Regions from separate parts of the Mus musculus genome. Here region 2 is linked to region 1. The links are chromatin loops, found by intact Hi-C in ENCODE. Cell type or tissue: heart. All regions are shown on one strand. Links, peaks and the distances in the headings refer to the core of each region. The heading gives the core; the rest is flanking DNA.

What was found. A loop is a pair of places that touch in the nucleus more often than their neighbours do. Peaks named below come from ENCODE experiments on the same cell type or tissue, not always from the same donor. Only the 100,000 strongest peaks of a DNase experiment are listed, where the experiment ranks them.
Region 2: it touches region 1 in a loop (2.5-fold over the local background); 4 of 42 quality-filtered maps call a loop at or near these places.

The regions. Positions count from the first base shown.
Region 1 is chr13:18,934,187-18,950,278 of GRCm38, reverse strand. Amph (amphiphysin) reads right to left here and starts at 1,928. Exons shown (of 21, transcript NM_175007.2): 1 at 1,778-1,928. The coding sequence starts at 1,846. In heart, for the core only: a CTCF peak has its summit at 2,023; a DNase peak (open chromatin) is centred at 1,958; H3K4me3 peaks cover 2,298 bases; H3K27ac peaks cover 729 bases; H3K27me3 peaks cover 414 bases.
Region 2 is chr13:19,020,550-19,025,549 of GRCm38, reverse strand. The region is part of intron 1 of Amph (amphiphysin); the gene reads right to left. Among named protein-coding and RNA genes, the nearest start is that of Amph, 75 kb to the right of the region's middle. In heart, for the core only: no CTCF peak of the experiment used is centred there; no DNase peak of the experiment used is centred there.

The DNA of each region.
Region 1 (16,092 bases), core at 1-5,000:
ACATTTGGTTCAACGGTTCATACAGGCCAGGACACTGTCAGAGACATTACAGTTCCCTTCATTTGTTTGGACCATATTAACAGCTGGTGACCTAGATTAATATGTGAAAAAGCAGACCATATCACAAAATTACTTCACAGATGGAAAGCCGAGTCGGCGAAAAGCCACAGACGAAAGATTTAAGTGATTATGTTAGGGATGGGGGAGGGGGGACTACAAGTGGGTGAAATAAAATGTGGGGAAATGACGACAAAGTCTTGTCCAAATCTCGTGTTTGGCAAACATCTGCTATCTGGCTATTATCTGGAAAGCATCGGGGTGACGGAAGGGGACAAGTAGCTTGGCTAATTCCGCTTCCGAGGGAGTGGCAGGAGGCTCCTGGAGTTCAGGATGAGCTTGAGTAGATATTAAAAGCAATACAATCCTCTTACAGAGCTGGGAAGGTGCATGTGTGCAGGGAGGGAGGATTGCATACAGCCACTGAACCTGAACCTGGCAGAGTTCCTGCTCCTGGGCTCAGCCTTTGGGGCAGCTCAGAGTGGGGGTAGGTCGAACTTCTAAGGAGGGTAAGTGCTGTCAGAGTGAGGAATAAGGACAATCTGATTTCCAGAAGGAGAAGAAAACACCAGACATCCTCATCCCAGGGACAGAAATTAATGCCATACGAAGCAAATACAGCTCAATTTACCACTAGCCCAGGTTCACTTTCAAATACAAGGTTCAAGCTCCAGTACAAACGTCCTTTGCTTGGGACGAACGAAGACTTCATAGGAGGGTCAGATATAGTAATCAGGGACACTAGGAAGCCCAGTGCCTGTAAAATGCAGAGAGAGAGAGAGAGAGAGAGAGAGAGAGAGAGAGAGAGAGAGAGAGAGAGAGAGAGAGAGAGAGAGAGACTGAGACTCGACTATCCAGAGCTGGGCTAGCTATGGATAACATTCCTCCGGAAGAGACATAAATTACAATACCTAATTTACAAACACTGCGACCTCAGCGCCTCTGATAGGAGTAGGTTTTGCTGCTTCTCAAGCAGAGAAATAAGCATTTTGTGCAGAGATGTGCAGAGAACTCTGAGGTCGAGGTTGTTTGTTTTTGACCTTCCAGAGGGCATTGGCTTCAAAAACCAACACGGATACTTAGGGAGAAATGAGCATTCTCTGGAGCTCCAGTTCACCACTGTGCTAAGGTGTTGGTTGTTTATTATACATCCCATTGGTCCATGCACATCTGGGGTGTCTTCTTTGCTTAAGTCGTTCGTTTCGACCGACTTCACTCAAATAGCCACAACACCCCCACCCAAGAAGAGATGCGACAATCTCCCTCCCGGATCTGCGGTCGTGGACGCCTGAGCTGCTTGCGGGAGAGCTTGAGCTCAGGAGGTGCGGGCGCGGAGAGATGGAGGCGCCCAGGGACGTGGACCGCTCCGGGTGCAGCCAGAGAGCAACTGCACCTGCCACCCCTGGTCCCGGGAGGCGTGCCCAGGAGAGTGGCCACCCTGGGCGGGCTCTGGGAGTCTATAGCACTCAGTGCCTGGAGGGTCAGGGGTCTGCGGGTTCCCGGCGAACCCACTGCGGGGCCGAGCCCACGCTGCCTGAATGGATCCTGCCTGGCTGCAATCGTTGAGAGCAGAGACAGGGGAGTCCTCCACCCGGCGCTTGCTCGGGCTCCGCAGCGCGCCGCACCTGAACCCGCGGCCCTGCAGCGCAAGGCCAGCACTGCCATCGGCTCCCGCACCTCCTCGAGTCACCTGCCCCGCATCCCGCTGCCCTCTGCTGACCTTTTCCTGCGCGCGGTTGAGGCGCTTTTGCACGTTTTTGGCGAAGATGCCCGTCTTGATGTCGGCCATGGCTGCTGCGGTCCGCAGAGCTGGAAGAGCAGAGCGCGCAGCGAGCCGGCGGCGGCACCGAGGAGCCCAGGAAGAGAAGGAGGAGGAGCGGGGGGAGGAGCAGCTGAAGCGTGAGGAGCAGAGGAGGCAACGGATGAGGGAGGGGCGCGGCGACAGGACCGGTTTAAAGAGATAGAGCGGATGTGCGGCCACTAGGGGTGACAACGCCACTAGTGAGATGCATGGAAAGAGAAGTCAAAGGCCAAGTGTCCACCGTGATGGAGGAGGTGGTCAAGAAGTGATAAAGATGGAAGACGTTCCTCAATCCCAGGGCCTTGAGGCAGCTAGGGGTGAGAGAGGGCAGGGCTAACAGGACGTTTTCAGGGAGGAAGGTCGGAAGACTCTGATTCTGTCTCCCCAGTTAAAGAACAGGAGGAGGTGGGGAGGAGTCTGTAAGGCTCTAAATCACCAAATGACTGCCCCGTCAAAACACCTTGAGTGGAGAAGGAACGAGTCCATCCACCCTCCAGAGGCTCAAACCTGTGGGGGATGGGGAAGTTAGGAGAGGATGAGGCTGGAAAGTCCCTGCAGGGCAACTTGCCAGAGAGAAAGAGTAAAGAGATCACTGTGAGGCTTGCCAGTGGGAAAGGCCATGTTCAGAAGGGTCAGCTTCTACACACAAGTGCTGCACTTTGCCAGCTCTCAGACACTGTGGCACAACAGTTTTCCCAAGAAATGAGACCAGCAGTCCCTTTGTCGTTCTTTGAGACAAAACTCTATGTGATCTTGCTGACTAAGCCAACTGTCGCAAGCAAGAAAGGTAGAGACAAGACCTGAAGTGAGTATAACAAGTCACAGTTTTATTGTGTTGAGAGTCAACATACAAAGCTCACACTCTAAACTGCTAACTATGGTCTTAAGCCTATCTCTCCATGGTTGCTCATCTGTGCCACCAACCTTAGCTAAAGGACAGGTCCACTCTCTAACAGTAGTCTCTGGTTCAACCGGGGGCCGACTCTCCAGCCACATGACAGATCAAGGTCTGTCTTGATGTGCAAAGCAGAGCCTTGCTCTTGGTTTCTGCTTATATTCCATCCACTGGGCACCATCTAGGCCTGTGCCAGGTTCTCTTGAGTGAGTGATGTCACTGGGTTCTGGTTATCAGGTACAGCCTTGGGTATAGTGGAGTTCTTGACTAAGCTATTTTTCCATGCCTAGAAGATTTTTTTTTCCCTATGCTCATTACAATGGCTGTCCTGAAACTTGCTATGTAAACCAGGCTGGTCTCAAACTCATACAGATCTGCCTTCCTCTGCAGATCTGTGGGATTAAAGGTGGCCCCTTTTGACAGTCTTAACAGAAAGATGTGGTCCTCTGTGCACCTGGCAAAGACAAGGCGGCAAAGGAGCTCCAGAAGCCTTTGACAATGGGCAGAGTCTTCATTCTCAGGTTCATTCAGGGTTCCATGAGTAGAGGAAGAGAGGTGGCATCTGACAATCACAAGTCAGAGGTTGAGCAGGCACCAAAACAGGGGAATATCCTGCTCCCCTTCTAAAGTTACTTGGGTGTTCCCTTCGCCCAAACCAGTCCCTAGTATCACTCTTCTGTGAGCTATTGTTCCAGTGACTTGGGTATGGAATGATGCTGTTGCTACTTGACTGCATAAGATGTGATGTAAGCCCAGTGTGCCAGCTGGAGGGCTCAGCTTTGGCAAGCTAGGCAGACTTCATACTCTGTACAACCCTCTAGAGCCAAGGAGGAAACTCAACTGCCCTGATATTAAAATTAAATAAAAACAAACTAGCAATGGCTATGGAGAGGTCACGTGCAAAGGGAAATGTTTTGAGTGCATTGGAGAGGGAAATACGAATGTCCCAATTATTCAACCACCTTTCTGGCTGAATACACACACACACACACACACACTACCAAGCCCTGCAGAAGAGCTGACCAGTGGATCCCAGTCCAGAATACAGAATGATAAATAAACTCAATTGTTTCATAAACAGTAAGCACCTTGAATACCTAATCTATTTCCATGACTTTTCCTTAGGATTTTATGCCCAATTTGCCTAGTAATTAATTGAGTCCCAGGACACAAGACTCTTGATGCTAAAATTGGGAGGCATTGGGCAAAGCAAGAGGGCTTGCCCCCCACCCCCATTTGGATCATTCCACATAAACAGAAGTTTACCTTATAGAGAAATAAGGAGAACACCCATTTTTGCACTTGGTCAACATTCAAGGACAATGACATCTCAGAAAGCTGGGAATTTTCGTAAGTTCTCTCTAGTGAAGGAAGAGGGATTAAGAACCTCAGCTCTGCCCTGAGGTGCTGACTGTGAGAATACAACCTTAACAATGACAGAAAAGACCAGACTGCACTAGAGTTTAAGTTCATGGTCACTCTTACAGTATTAGTGCCTGCACCCTCTCTGCTATGGCAATGAGCTTACCTCAACTCCCTCTGTAGATAGCAATATTCTCTCATTACAAACAGGAGAGAGTCGTTTCAACTGTGAGCTATATTCTTCCCAAAGCTATCAGTCCTCAACAGAACCACCCTTTATCTTTCTTGCAGTTATCTTCCCATCGAATTCTTGGACCTCAGCGTATATCACCTGAAATAAAAGGTCAAATTATTAATGTTTCTCATTATTTGGGTGTCCAATTCTAGCTCTGTACCTGGAGTCTTGTAATTTCTTGGTAATTTCATCTGAAAGGCATGGTGTGTATGTCATGTCAAACAGTTGTTAGGTGCACACTTATCACTCTGGAATGCTGACCAAGCACTTTAGCTGGTACTTAGGTTTTGTAAATAGTTGTTGAAAATCCCTAGACCAATCATGAGCTCTCTTGCCAGGCATGGTGACAGAGATCAGAGACACTCTTTAAGAATCGTGAGCCTGGGATTCCTGGATTATTTTCCAGTTTCACATTAAAACTTTACCTCTGACTCTGCCTCCTCTGTCACTCCCTCTAGGTTTGATGCTTCTGCCTGTGGTAGAACAGTTCTGGAATGTCATTAGCGGCTTCCCTTACCACAGGAGGTTTCTGTCAGTGGGACCATAGCTTTAATAGATTTCTTGTTGTTCTGTGGTCCCTCTCCTGGAGGACACCACAACTGCAGGTGCTTTGACCTCTGTTGGTACAGGATGGTTAAATATTAGGTGGGATGTGTTTGCCCCATCTAGCTGTGTAGCTTATGTTAATTTCAGTTGAGTTTTGAGTTCATTGTGTATACATTTTGTGGATTGAGAGTTTGTTATTATAAATCTGACTGATAAATTACAAGCCTTTAGAGTTTTGATTTTACTGGGTTACTGGAATTTGTGACAGCTAACCACAGGGGGTAGATGGCTGGGAATGTGAGCAAACTACGCAGTAACAGAACAGCTAGATGGGTGGTCACTGCTTGGGGTTAGCCATGGAGGTGGCGAGGTTACAGGGGCCAGAGAGTAGCCGGTGCTAGTGCGGGATGGTACCTTTTTTAATATTTCCCGCAACACAGATCTGAAAGATAATAATTAAAGTGTTAATTGGTGTCAACCTTTAAAGAGCTTTAGTACAACAAATAAAAATTATTTTCTGTAAAATAAAACAAAACAATACCATCTCTAAACCTGGTAAGAGGTGTATCAATGTTTACAGAGTAGATGAATCTGTTTTACCAAATATTGTAATGCAGGCAAAAGAAATCTTCAAACTACGTGAGAAGGTGCAGCATGGTAGATTTCCCATTATGCTACAGGAACAAAGAAAAGTACGTAGGTCAAGTTCCAGGTCTTCAAGCATTTTATGTTGCATAGTGGTGTCTTTTTCATAATCGTAAGACTTAAATATTCTAATAACATGAGCATCTTGTTGTAGAGGGTGTTGGATGCCCAGAACCACCCGTGAGGCCAGCCCTTTACTCCACAAATGTCCCCAGTGCCTTTCTCAGAACCACAGAACGTCCTATAGCAGGTGCACGGTAATAGCACAAGAGGGTCTCAGAGGTTTCTTGTAATAGTCAAGTGGTGAGACTGTGCTTTTACGCATACAGTCTTCATTCTGACACCACTGGGAATGACCATAGTTTTCTAACTACTTACGTCTTTTCTTCATATAGGTAAACCACTTTATTCTCAACCAGTCAAGGAAAAATGCCACTTACCCAACCAATTATAGCTTACTGTTTATGAAAATTTAACCACAATTCTTTCCAATTTCTGAAGTAAACCTACATATATAATTATTTTATATCAACTTATCCTGTACTGTGAGACTATAAAATAGTTTTCAATATTTCTACAAAGTTTTCAAAAAGGTATCCCTTCAACTCCAGTTCTTCACCCATAGAATACAGAATTCCATACCCAATCTTTATTTCTGGTTCATGTTTCTTCCTTCTAAATTGGGTGATGACTCAAAATGTGGATTATGATAGGTTTTTATAATGGCCAAAATCAGTTCAGAATCATAGTTATCACAACTCTTTTTACATATGTTTAATAACATGGACATTTGACAGCTCCTGATTTATAAAGTTTCATCAATTTTGCCAAGACCCTTAGGGAAAGAAAGGCCTAGATGTGCTTTATCTTCACCTGGCTGTTTGTCAGTACTCAACAGGTGTTATGATTCTGTATTCGTTGTGACTTTATTAGTTACTTCTTATTAATTACACATTTTTGATGTCCCTTCATAGGTAGTTACAATAATATTCTATCTACTCCCTCCGACAAGCATAACAAGAATTTTGATCTCATTCAAGTTATGGTTATCTCTTGTACTTGCTTCCATGTTTGAAGGATGAAGTAAAGTCTAATTTTGTCACAAATATTAAATGAAACTAGAAGTAAATTTAGGATGTTCTGAAAAATATCCTACAAATTCCAATTTTAAGTGATCAAGCACAGACTCATAGTAGTTGTCTTTGAGTTTTACTGCTGTAAACAGACACTACAAACATTCAATTGGGGCTGGTTTACAGGTTCAGAGGTTCAGTCCATTGTCATCAAGGCAGAAACATGGCAGCATCCAGGCAGGAAGAGCTGAGAGTTCTACATCTTCGTCTGAAGCCTGCTAGCAGAATACTGGCTTCCAGACAGCTAGGATGAGGGGCTTAAAGCCTACGCACCACCTTTTAATAGTGCCACTCCCTGGGCTGAGCATATATACAAACCATCACATTTCACTCCCTGGCCCCCATAGGCTTGTTCAAACATGAGTCTATAGGAGCCATACCTAAACATAGCATAATGCTAAATATATTTAGTCCAACTTCAAAGGTCTCCATAGTCTATCTCAACAATGTTAAAAGTTCAAAGTCTCTTCCGAGATTCATCTGATCACTTAACTGTAACCCCCAAAGTAAGACAGGAAACCAGCTGGGCAAACTCCAAACTCTGCATCTCCATGTCCGATTTCAAGGCAGTCTTCAGATCTCCAACTCCTTTTTCATCTTGGTTGACTGCAACAAACTTCTTTCTCCTAGGCTGGTTCCAATCCCTGTTAGCAGCTTTCTTCAGCAGATATCTCACAGCTCTGGCATCTTGAACATCTTGGGGTCTCCAAGAAAACTTTAATGTTACAGCTTCTTGTTTTAATGTCTGGGATCCACATATGATCTTCCTTCAAAGGTCTGGTGTCACTTCTCCAGCTTTGCCTTCTGTGGCACTCTAAACTCAGGTTGATCCACTCCACTGCTGCTGCAGTTCTTGGTGATCATCCCATAGTACTGGCATCTCCAATATTCTGGCGTCTTCAGTTGCAACTAGGCTTCACCAGTAGTAGCCTCTCACAAGCTCTCTTCATGGTGCCAAGCCTCAAATCCTTTGCATGACCCCTTCAGTCCTGGGCCCTCAACTGAGGCTGCATCTTCACCAATGGCCTTTCATGGCGTTTCACAAGGCCATTCTTCAGCTGCTCTTCATGACCCCTTCATGACTTCAAACCAGTATCACCTGGATGACTCTTACACATTACCAATACAGCTGTAGCATGAGGTCCAACCTTGGCTGTCTCTGGAATACAGCTTCTTTGTGTTCTCAGAAAACATTTCCCAGATTTAACTTCAGTGATGCTGGTCTTTTCTTAATCATTGCTAATTTCTTAGCTCCAGCTAAGCAGGATCAATTGTCCCAGTAGTCCCTTCTATTCTTGACTCTAAAGCCAGAGCCACATGGCCAAAGATGCCGAATCCTGCTGCTTGTAGGAGGTGGAATATGGCCCCCTTGTTGTATTACATTATCACTAGCTTTCTGTTTTCCAACTCTTTCACTGCCTAAGCTTGGCTATCCTGAATCTCACTTTGTAGGTTGACTTTGAACTCAGAGATCTCATGCCTGTCTCCTGGGATTAAAGGTGTATAACACCATGCCTGGTCTTACGCTTTTCTTCACCTAGAACTTACTCTGTCCCTGGCTGGCCTTGAGTACAGAGATATGCTTGGGTTTATCTCCTTGGATTAAAAGTGTTGAACCACCATGCCCGGATCTTAAATTAGATGAGGAGGATCTTGACCCAAAGGCCATTAATATGTTGTCTCCTAGAACATAGGATTCAGCATCATTTCACTTCCTGGTGCCCCTTTAATACTTGAACCATATATTTTATATTTTTCCTTTCTAAGCTTGCTATGTGCGTTCAAAATGTTCTTCATGAGACTTAACCAGACTTTTTAAATGGGACTTTGTTAATGCAATTAATATAAATCTCTTTACCTTAGCCTCAGGTAGACTCTTCAGACAAGAGCAAAAATCAGCCACATTCTTCACCAAAATACCACAAAAACAGTCTTTATACCACATACTGAAATTCTTCTCCTCTGAAACCTCTTGGACCAGGTCTGCACAGTTCAAATCACTCACAGCAACAGGTTTCCATATTCCTACTAGGAAGGCTCATTTAGCCTCATTAAAGCATTCCACTGCTTTCCAAATCCAAAGTCCCCAAGTCCACATTTCTTCCAAACAAAAGCATGGTCAGGCCTATCACAGCAATACCCTACTCCTGGTACCAACTTCTGTCTTTAGTTAGAGTTTCACTCGTGTGTACAGACACCATGACCAAGGCAACTCTTATAAGGACAACATTTAATTGGGGCTAGCGTGCAGGTTCAGAGGTTCAGTCATAGTCATCAAGGCAGGAACATGGCAGCATCCAGGCAGGCATGGTGCAGGAGGAGTTGAGAGTTTCACATCTTCATCTGAAGGTTGCTAGGAGAAGGCTGGCTTCCACGCAGCTAGGATGAGGGTCTCAAAGCCCACACCCACAGTGGCACACCTTCTCCAGCAGGGCCATGCCTTCTAGTAGTGCCACTCCCTGGCTGAGCATATACAAACCATCACAGAAGTCTTCAAATTAAGCCAACCACCTATAATGTGATCCCATGTTATATTCTAATTCAACATTGCCTGCATCACTACACTTTTCCCCTTTTCTCATTTTAATAAGTCTCCAGATCATTTCTTAGCTACATTGATAATAGACCACTTATGAAAAATGCTAAGTAAGAGCCAGGATTTGCTTTTGACAGATAGCCACTGGTCACTGGAGGAAAAACTCTATTAAACTTCCCAATAACTCTAATGTACTTCAATACTATGTTTGATGTGTTATGCAACACAGATGCAAAAAAAAACCTCCTCTACCTCAGATAAGTTACTTGAACATCACTTAGTATATTATAAGCCAAATGAGAGGTCATGGAATTAAATGAAATCAAAGTTCTAATCAGCCACAACTCTTTCTAAGGAATGATGAGCTCTTTTGAGTACTTTATGTTACTTTCTCCACAAATAAGCTGTTAAAAAAAAAAACCCTATATAGTGTGGGAAATAGCACATTTGTGCTGCGGAGGGCCCTTATTCCTTGATTGGACAGTGGCCTATTTTATCAGGAGTCATTTTCCAGCTTGAGCAAGTCCCAGTGTTTAACAGCGAAATATCAATTTAAGCATCTTTAAGATATTTACTTTTCCATACACAGATTCTCATCAGTGTAGGCTGGAATTACATATTAACAAGCTCATCTTAAATATACCAGAAGTCAAAATGCTCTTCATAGAGCTAACCTACCAAACATCACAGTTTAGTGTCATGGTAACTGTTGGTTCTTATTCCTCAGAGGAGATGAATGGGAGTCAACTCATTGCCAATATGCATATCTCCAGAGAGACTCCTAGCATGTATCATGACTCTGAGAAAAGATCCAAATTCCAAGTCTGAACTAGAGTTCCTATTGAATGCGTATTTCACACCATCTTTAAGTCAAAACTCACTCTTAAGTCAAAACTTTGTAAATCAGGCACTGCCTGTGTTGCCAAAGACTTTGATTTGGGAAACTATTTTTAATTAGATTTACCCATGTCTGCCAGAAGGTGAGGTTGTGCCAGGGACTCCGGTGGAGTCAGCTTGACAGATGAAAGTCTGAAAGCTTTCTCATGAGAAAAAAAGTTTCAAGGAAACTTACTCCTGGATCTTTGGCTATTTCCCTAACCCATAAAATTAATTTTCCAAACCCACATTAGTCTAGTGTATAGATCCACGTGCACTCTATATAGTATTACCTTATAGTAAATGCCTTTTAAGATTGTATTCTAACATAGCTAAAGCCTTTTTCCAGTGTTCTTAGATTCCAGATAGCAGCAAGGAGCTTAACCCATTCAGTAAACAATTAAGCACTTGCCATTTTACTCAGCTGTTTACAGATAGAGACTAAAAGTCTCACTGAAATAGAAATCTTTTACTACAGGCTACTTCCATGTCAAGTATAAGTTGATATACTACCCTGATAAGGGGAAACTCCCCAGACAAGATAAGTTTTACTAGACCTAAGAATTTAGAGCTCTGTGATAGTGCATTACTCTTAAGGCCTGTCAAGAGTTAACAACCCCCTGATGCTTTTAACCTTAAAGTGTGAAATTCTTGCCTGGCATTAGGCTGATCCTAGGCAGGGCTTGTTATCCCTAATGTAAACATTTAATTAGTCCCTGTAAATTCCTTTCTGCTGTAACTGGTGAATTTCAGTGTATCTTGTCTTTTTGTGATTTGTATCCTCTGATAATTCGTTGTTATATAAGTCTGAAGCTCAACCAGAACATTACATTCAGATTCAACACATCTTTCGTGTATCTGTCTGTCATTTTCATCCAAACTCTTTGTCCATCTGCCTAAGAAATCCCGTTCTTCACAGACCAGGGACCCAGAGTGTCTGTGGCAGTTGGCGCCCGAACAGGGACAACTGGGCAGATTAGTCTTTTCTTTTCTTTCTTTTTTTTTCTTTCTATTCTTTATTTTCTCAGGCAAAGATAGGATCCCGTGGGACTGCGCTGCAGGCAGGCGGACTGGCGTGTTCGTTATAAAGACGGGTAAGTATTTATCATGGGGCAATCAAAATCAAAAGGGAAAAAATTGTTCCTGTCAGTGTTTAAACACATGCTGTCTGGAAGAGGCCTAAAAATCTTGGATAAATCTTTACAAGAATTTTATGATTTCGTGCAAAAAATCAGTCCCTGGTTTCCAGAGGAGGGAAGCTTGACACTAGAAGATTGGAAGCGAGTAGGAAAGGATATGAGGAAGTTTCACGAGGAAAATTTATCCAGGAACGTTCCTGACAGTGCTTTTATATTGTGGCAACAGATGAGGGATTTATTGACTGAGAAAACAGACCTAAAATTCCTTGCAGAGGAAGCTCCTTCAGAGCTCTCTGATGATCAGAAAGTGAAACTCAATACTGGTAAAAAGAAATCGTATTGTTCAAGAAAAAAAGGGATAAAACTAGAAAAAAGTGAATCAGAGATCACTGACAGTAAAAATGATGATGAATGGGAAAGGACTAAGGGAATGGCAAAGTGTGTAATTAAGGGAAGAAAGGATCGTTTTAGTAAGCACACAGATAGCAGTGAGGAGGAGTCTTTAATTATAACACCAGCCGCCCGCAGACCAGTGCCAAAGCCACGTAGACTTTTGCCGCCAGTAGGCTTTGATGCTGCTGTGGCAGAGGCAAAAAGGCAAGGAGACTTTACACTCACTTGCCCGGTAATCTGTGAAGAAGGGAGTGAGCCGCAATGGGAACCTTTGTCGTTAAAAACTCTTAAGGAATTACAGTCAGCAGTAAAAACGCTGGGCCCTACTGCACCATATACTTTACAGGTCCTGGATGCAGTAGCTAGTCAGTGGCTGACCCCTTATGATTGGTACCAAACCGCGAAAGCTACTCTTGCTCCCGGAGATTTCATTCTCTGGAGAACAGAATATGAAGAAAGGGCCAGAAAGTTAGTTCAGGAAAGATCTTCATCAAGAAATGGAGCTAGACCCACAGTACCTATGCTTCTTGGGCAGAAAGACTATGCTAAACCAGCAGCGCAACTGAATATTCCTAAGGCAGTGTTGGAGAGAATTAATCAGATAGCTATATCTAGCTGGCAGAGTTTACCTGTACCTGGGGCTAAATCCACAGTCCTTTCAGGAATTAGACAAAAGCATGATGAATCTTATGAAAGTTTTGTAGCTAGATTGGAAGAGGCAGTTTCCAGGATGCTTCCTCCCTCGGAAGGTACTGATATACTAATGAAACAATTGGCTTGGGAAAACGCTAGTACCTTGTGTCAAGACCTGATCAGACCAATTCGTAAGACAGGCTCCCTACAAGATTATATTAAAGCATGTGTAGATGCCTCACTGGCTGTAATGCAGGAATTAGCTTATGCCACAGCAAGGAAAGGGAAGAAATTCGGCGCTACGTGTGGAATTACATGTTTCGGTTGCAAGAAACCGGGGCACCTGAGAAAAGATTGTAAAAATCTCTCAGGAGACAAGAAGAGCATTCCTTTGGGTCCCTCCCAGTGTTGTGACAAGCACTGGAGAAGTGAATGTAAATCAAAGTCCCATAAGGATGGGACTCAGCTCACTAGAGAAGCTAGAAAGACAAAGAACTATAGAACTGCATGTTTCGGTTGTGAAAAACCGGGGCACCTGAGTAAGGATTGTAAAAATCCCTCGGGGAAACAAGAAGGGCCTTTCTCCAGGTCTCTGTCCAGGCTGAGGTGGAAACCTTGGGGGAATGATTGCAGATCAAAGTCCCATAAGGATGGGACTCTGCTCACTAAGAAGCAGGTAAGGCGAAAGACTAAAGGGGCAGTCTCTTAGCCCCGTTCAGAAACTGTGGAGCTCATTATAGGACACAGCTCCAGTTATAAGAAAAACTTCAAGTTGTGAATTCTGATACTTTAGGCTAAATTAAAAGTTATGGTTAAATTATGGTCAAAGTATAAAAAGAGACTTAAAAGTCAAAATATAGGTCACTTCTTACTGTTACCTTATTTACAATTTCCCAATCCTACATTGTGCTAAAAATCCGTAGAAAAGGCTCTATTGAAAGTTAAGTAATCTCCTAAAACATATATAATTCATTCCATAAATGGTATTTTTGTTGGTTGCAGAAAATAGCATTTTTTGCAGGTGACTATAAAATATATGACTAAGTGTGGACTGATGATGGCTTCAAAAAGATTCAGCATGGTAAACTTTTTGGCTATTTGAGACATTTAGCGTATAGAGATTGTGTGTTTTCTCAAAAATTTGCCCTCAGATTAAATAAATTAGAAGTTTGGATGCTTGCCAGAGCTGTTAGAAAATTTTGGGTTTTAATCTTGGTTCAAAAACCTGCCTCTTACAAGCAGGAAAAGAAAGGAGGGGATAAAAGAAAATGGATTTTAGAATTCTCCCAGGGACAGAGAGAAATCGGGGGACGCCCTGTTTCATTCTCTCTGGCCCCTACAGGAGAAATTCTTTGTTGTCTAATATTCGGTGCACCAATCATGTCAATTCATGTATGTCGTTTGTTTCATTGTCTGAATGATTGTGTCGTTGTCTGAATGACTGTTTTATGTTTCATGTTAAAAAAATAAAACAAAAATAATGGTTAAAACTTTACCTGCTGATTCACTCTCAGTTTGCACAAAGGAGGCTGAGAAAGAGCCTTCACTATAGCCATAAATCAAGCACTGCAAGAGAGGCCCTGCTAGAAACTGTTTTTAAAGAAAAGGAATCTGTAACCTCTTAGTTCTAAGGCAAATAAGCTGATAGTTGTTTTTTCCTAAAACTTTCTCTGCAAGTTTGTGATCATTGTGTTTAGCAAATAACAAATTGCTTTTTTATCTTACAAGTATAGCTATAAAAGGTAAAACTCTTTAATTGATCTAAATTTATAAGATTCATGTAGCCACTTCATTTGGTTTTTGATTGGTCTTAAAGGTATAAATATGATCTAACATGTCTTGGTCATAGAGAATTGGTTTATAAGTTATTTGGGTATAATTAAAAAGATGTAACACTGGTTACAAAGTTAAGTTAAAAGTAGTAACTCAGAGATAGAGTCATTTTCAAACAAAAGCACCTGACATAAATCAGCCCAGAGAACTAGTCCTCTAAAGATACTTCTAAATTGAGATAACATTTTATGTAATTCTTATCCTAAAAGATAGACTTATAAAGATAAGATTTTAAAACAATGTCTCTTTAATGAAACATTAAAATTTAAACTGTCATACATTAATGAAAATTTTGTAACGTGGTAGTGATGTTTTTAGTATTGATTTTAAAGAAAATAAATTGTTTAAAATTGGGTCTTACTTATCAAAAGTTATAGATATATTCTAATATTGCAACAAAAACTTAAAAATTCTGGTTAAAATTGCCAGTGTCCCATTGACTGCAGTTTGCAGTTTAATCAAAAGCTTAAGACTTTTAACTCACCCATAATTAAGATTATTACTAAAATAATCAACTTATAAGAGTGCTAATGCTGCTCACTTGGGACATTCAGCCATACAAAACAAAGTAAAATTAACTAGATATATTCATCTTTGTGCAGAAATTAGACCCCCACACAATCAGTTTGACTATGGCTGCGGCCTTGTAGGACCATAAAAGGTCATAAAAGAAAATGTTTAAGGTATAAGTCATCTTAAGAAAGAGTGTCCAAAATCAGAGGCATGGACAAACAGTTAAATTGCTCCTTTAGAATCTGTCCTCATTGCAGGAGGGCAAGATGCTCAAATTAAAAAATATATACATTTGGGTTAATACAAAACTTAAAGCAGCCTCAGAGAAGCTTGTGCAAAGTTTCTTGCGTTTTACAGACTGCGCCTAAAAAAGTTCTTGAAACTTCACCCTCCCTGCCTTCAGGGAGAATTTCTTTTAGCTAAACAACATTTTTTCTTTTCAGATCTACCCAAGTGTTGTTCATGATTAAGTCTAAATTCAAGATTTATAAAAGGTCAATCAGGCTATAAAACTTATAAAGACATTACAAAATAACTTGCCTACTTCATGTAAAATTATTATAGATTTAAAAGTCTATTTTTTCCATTTATAAAGAGTTTACTTCTAGTGAACTGGTGACCATTAAAGGTTTTTACCCCTAGGTACGGCTAATATAGTCTTATATTATGTAAGAAATTTTCATTGTCCAGGCTTCAATACAAGAAGCAAAATAGTTTAAATCTTTCAGTATATATTGTTTCCTAAGTGGAAAGTATTTTATTAACTAATGTCTCTAGAGAGAAGTTTAAAGTTCTGGAAAATAGTTGTTGCTTCATAAGATTCAGAGGCAATGTCTTTTTTAATATCTAGAGTTTTAGTTATATTGGAAAATTGGTACAAATTTGCTTCAAAATTTTATTTTCAAAAAGCTTCCAGGAGATGTTAATTGACTAAGACCTCACCTTAAATTCACCACAAGAAAACCTAAGCCTTTGTTAGGTACTATCAAGTGAGATTCAAATTAACTGGTGAGAACCAAAAAGGCTTTAACAGAAAATAGAAAAAACTTCTATAATATATTGATATCGATTGTAATTGATGGTAATCAAATATTAGCTACATATTCTAGTTATTGTTATTAAATGTGTCCACAGCTATTCTTTGATAAGAAAAAACATTAATGTAAAAATCATCTTTCTTCACCTCAAAGTTTTAACATCCTATTATATATAAGGCTGCTGTGGTACTAATTAAGAATTAAAAATTCTTTTTTCCAAACAGCTATTAGTTATTACAAAATATTGATATTTGACCTATTGCATACCATCATTTTAAATAAAATTAATATTCATCTTAAAAATAAGCTAATTGCTTATTATACATACTTTTGTAAATTCATACATACATGCATCCCATTTACTGTATTTAAAAACAACCTTTCTATGGAAAGAAAAATATATGTAAATTGGATCACATGTTTATTCTTTTGAGTTTCTGCCTACTTTAGCACAGATA
Region 2 (5,000 bases), core at 1-5,000, 75 kb before region 1:
TGGGATGGGGGAAGCAAGCAAATGCTCACAGCCTCTCTATTCAGTCCTTCTGCACTCAAAAGCTGTTCTGTGGTTTTCCCTGGGGAATGAGGCAGACATACAAGAATTCTAAATTTAAGAAAAGTTTATTTAACAAAGAACTAAAGTCAGAGAGGACTTGCCTTTTCTGGGTTCATGTTGTTAAATGTATAATCCATGTGTTTTCCTTCTTGGATCTCCACAGGGACACTAGTCAAACTTGGCAAGCTATCAGTATTTTGTCATTCAGCCTGTGGGCAGATCCTGTAGGCATCCATCTTACAGCAATCACAGTTAGGTACATCGTCACATTTCTCCAGTGTTGATTGTGATGAGCACACCACACCACCTGTCTGACTTAATTACACGAGGTGAATATTGATGAAGGACAAAGATGTAAATCTAACTTTTAGGTAGAAAACAAGATACTGGCTTTTACAGAAATGTTCTGAAAGCAAGGCACACTCTGTCCCCAGTGGAATGATGAGCCAGGGATCTAGGCAGTGTGCGGAGTCAGCCTTCACTGACAATAGGCTTGCGTACACAGTTAAGTCCTGGATTGTGTATGGAGAAACTGATGGGAAGTCCACTATGCCTTGCTAACAGATGGGGATCTCCAGTTTTAACAACTGTACTTCCTTAAGTTTACAACATGCTCCATTTTACTTAAGCCATAGAGACAACTAGAAAGCTGGGTACCATCATACCTAGAATCTACCAGGGCTTTCTCCTCTATGCATGAGAAATAAGTGTTTCTTGTTTAATCCACACCTTGTATGGAATCTGGTTTTATCTGTTCAAGCTAAGACAGAAGTTTCCCCCAAAGAAGTAGGCCTTGTGCGGAGAAGCCCGTAGGACATAGGAGAGGCAAGTGCAGTGGGTGGGTGCTGAGGTGGGAAAAGGAGGGTCATCACATGGGTGGAGAGGCAGATTTAGAATAAAGACAAGCACAGAGCAATCTCTGCTAATCCTCTTAAGCTCGAGAATGTGGGAATATTTTCAATTCTTTCCAAGAGGCCCTGATGTTCAAAGAGAAAGTCATTATGGATTGTCAGGCCGTGCCCATCAACTGCTTGATGGGTGTGGTGGTGCTAATTGCTCTGTGCTTTCCTATCCAAATTAACGCAATTAATTTAAAAACAGATCTTAAACTGGGTGTTGCAATTTATAATAATGTAATCGCATCAAAATTGGACCTCAGGCTCATGCATATACTTTATCATCTACTGGAAAGGCAGAGATAGGGAGAAAGATCCGCTATGCTCTACCACTGTGAAAATACCAGAAACAAGGCAACAGGTAAGCGCTGCTAAACAGTGAGGTGACAACAAGACTTAGTTGGAACTGCTGAGACAATGGTGAGGTGACTACAAGAGCTGGGGAGAAAAGAGGAGTAGCTTCTATCATTAGTATGTCCCATTTCTAGAATGCTGCAACCAAAGGAATAAACTAAGAAGCCAACCATGCAATGGAGCATGCCTGCATGGCTTCTAAGGGAGAAAATTTAGATAGAAACAGAATTTAGATACATAAGTCTTAGTTCCATCTTACCCCACCATTCTTACATAAGCATGACCATTAATCTGATTTCAGTAGATGTACATTAAAGTACACTCACATCATGTGGGGAGGTAATTGTTAAATGCATTGTATTTATCTATCTAATTTTAATATTTCTCTATCTAAATGTAAATATATTTTCTGAAGAGGAAATTCTAAAAGGTATTTTTCAGGCCTAGAACTATACACCTGGAAATTAAAAATTAAGTGATGAATGAATGAATGAATGAATGAATGAATGAATGATGGAAGAATGACTAGAATGCATAGTTCACCAGGAACACACATAAGTGTTCTAAAAAAGTCAACCAATCTCTGCTTAGGGGGAATATCTTTCTAAATTATTCTAAATCACTTTTTCATTCATTTATTTCAATCATTTATTCTCAAATAGTATTTGAATGACATACATATTTTTAATTGGACCATTATTTGAAAATAATTTAATACCTATATATATTGGTCTGAAAATCACCCAAATATCCCAAAACACCACAGTCTATTGCCATAAGTCTTGATTGCCCACCATATCTACATGATCTGACCACCCCCTTGCCGACAAACTCTTGGGTATAGTTGCCAATGCTTTACAATGATAAGATAGTGCCCCAAGAATATTCTTCATAACAGTTTTGTGGTTGCTTTTGTATGTGGTAATAAATCCAAGCATTTAAAATTCAGTATGCAATGGAGGCCAAATATCTCCCCAAATTATTAAGCAAGTATGAAATCAGGAGCAGTAAGCAGAGTTCAAAGGTTTTCTAGCCCATGTCTTTGGTGTCTTTGAACTACTATCTACATCTGTGGGGCTTCAATGGGGATTAAGAGATAGAATCTCCATGATTCCTCAAAGAGACCATATAGTCTCTGGCCTGACATTTGGGACGATAGCTTCTGTAGCCCTTATCCAATTCCCTTGGCATTAGAAATACTTTATTTTCAGTTGCTTTTTCCACTGTGAAATATTTGCATAGGTATAATCTGGCATCTTGAGGCTAATACCCAGATGTGATAATAAAGTTTATTTCTATTTCATATATAACTGATTCACACAGCACAAAAGTGATTCATACAATATGTTTAACAATTTTGTGCACAAAACAAAACATATTGTAGAATATTTACTTCTGGTGTCAAAATGTTTGAGTTAGTAATATTTAAGAGGTTTAGAGTAAGGGAGGTACGGTCTATAACATAGGAGAAGCAAATCTATTTAAGAGTTTTAAAATCAACCACAAAGCCCTGGAGTGTCTAAGGTCAAGTCAACATGAACTAATGGGGATGCTGAGAACAAAGTCTGTTGAGAAGGGCACGGAGTATGTTGAACTGGGCTGTAGGATCTCAGGGCTAAAAATGATGAGGGGTTGGCCATACATCAGTGCTGGCATTAAGAAGCAGGAACAGCATAAAGCTGACAGCCCCTTTTAGATGCCAGAGGAATGGAAACTTGGATACTCCGCTCACTGGGTGACCTAATAAAAGCTGACACTGTGCCTCTCTCTCCATGTGAGTTGTCTCCTTTCCAATGTTGTTTGCAGGCCAAGTCACTCCCTTTCCGTTAAGAATAGTTATTTGAGAGCTGGGATGGTAAAGAAATGCTAACAACCTAAAAACATAAGTCTTATCTTAATAAAGTATATTGCTGGAGAAGTCTTTTCTCCCTGTGATGAATTATTCTGGTAAATGATTGTCTGAAAATGCAGTGTAGTTGATTTACCACGATTTTATTTAGGGATTTAAGCCATGCTACCGTTTTGTTCATGGACTGTGTTCTTCAGCCTGGGAAACAGGAGCACTACATTAATAGGGTGGTCCCATTAGAGTACTTCAGCCTGGGTTAAACAGTTAGAGGTTAAAGTTCAGACTCAAGCACTGTCAGATTTTCACCTCAAGCTCCTCTCTCATTGGCTTGCACACAGCCCCTACTTGCTGCGTCTTTACATGAACTTTGTTTATGTGTGTTCCTTTATTTGTCCTAATGTCTTCTTACAATGGTATCAATCAGAATAGATCAGGGCCTTCGCGGCCGTATTTATTTTATCTTTTAAAAGCTATTTTTCCTTTCTTATTGTTTGAGAATTACATACAAGTATTGGATGTGTTTTGATCAAATCTACTTCTCTTTCCTCCCCCCTGCAATGCTTCCCTTCCCCTCCCCCACTGCATGACTTTTCCTTCCCAACTTGATGTGCTCTTTTTTGTTGTATAAATCCACTAAATCCACTTAGTGCTGCCTGAGTGTGCAAGGGTGTAGCAGTAATAAGTTAATCTGCTATAAACTCACAGCCGGAGGCAGCAGGCTTGCTTCTCCCTACTGCCCCAATGTTGTAGATTCTCGAAAGAAAGGCTCTCTCTCTCTCTCTCTCTCTCTCTCTCTCTCTCTCTCTCTCTCTCTCTCTCTCTCTTTTATTTTAATATGTTTTAAACAGCTCCATTGCTTGGCCACTCTCAAATTTCCATGTTGCTAACACCTCCCCTCCAATACTCCTGACTTACTGCTTACTAAAATCTAAATTCTATCTTTGCTACCCTAGACCCAAACAGGAGGGGGACCTTGGAATCTCTCTTCCCTTGCTCTTAAGTGGCTATACATTCTCTCTTCCCCAGCTCTCAAGTCTGATCTTTCTGTTTCTTCTACATGGTGGCTCTGCCTCTTCCTTTCTCTTCTGGTTCCTTGCCTGGGAACTACAAGTCCCACCTCTGTCTCCCTGGCCAGCCATTGGCCGCTGGAAACTGTTTACTAACTAGACCCAACTTGGGGCAGGGACCTTCTGCATCTTACAGGCAGACATGGAGGTTTCTGTGTGATTTGGGGGAGCTTAATTAACACAAAGAACATTAGAGCCCATCTACAACACATGGGTCTAGGAACACGAGTAGCCTCTCAGTGGCTTCATTCCTAAAGGAAATGATTCTCCTTTCCACATCATTCCTTTGTTACCAAAAGCTGTTCAGGGCAGGAGTGGAACTTTATGAAGTCCTCTGCCAGTGATGCTGAAATTTTGGCCAGCTTGATCTTGGTCAGGTCTTACACAGGTAGTCATAACCACTGAGATCATGTGTTAAAGTGGTTCAATCATGTCCAGAAAATACTGTTTTACTACAGAGATTCATTATTGGCTCTTACATTCTTCTGCCCCCTCTTCCACAATGATTCCCAAGCCTTAGAGGAGAGGAAATATGATATAAATGTTCAATTTAAACATGAGTGCTACATGGTTCTTATTATCTGTATCTTGATCAGTTGGATATCTCTACACTAATTGCCATCTATTGTAAAAAGTAGCTTAATAACTAGGGTTAAGAGACACAATAATGTATGCCTATAAAGATAAAAAGTTAGGTGGCAGTTCATTACCATGTCCATTTAGCAGAATAAGAATAGAATCCCTAGGGCCTATGACCTCATTTAAGTTGTCCTT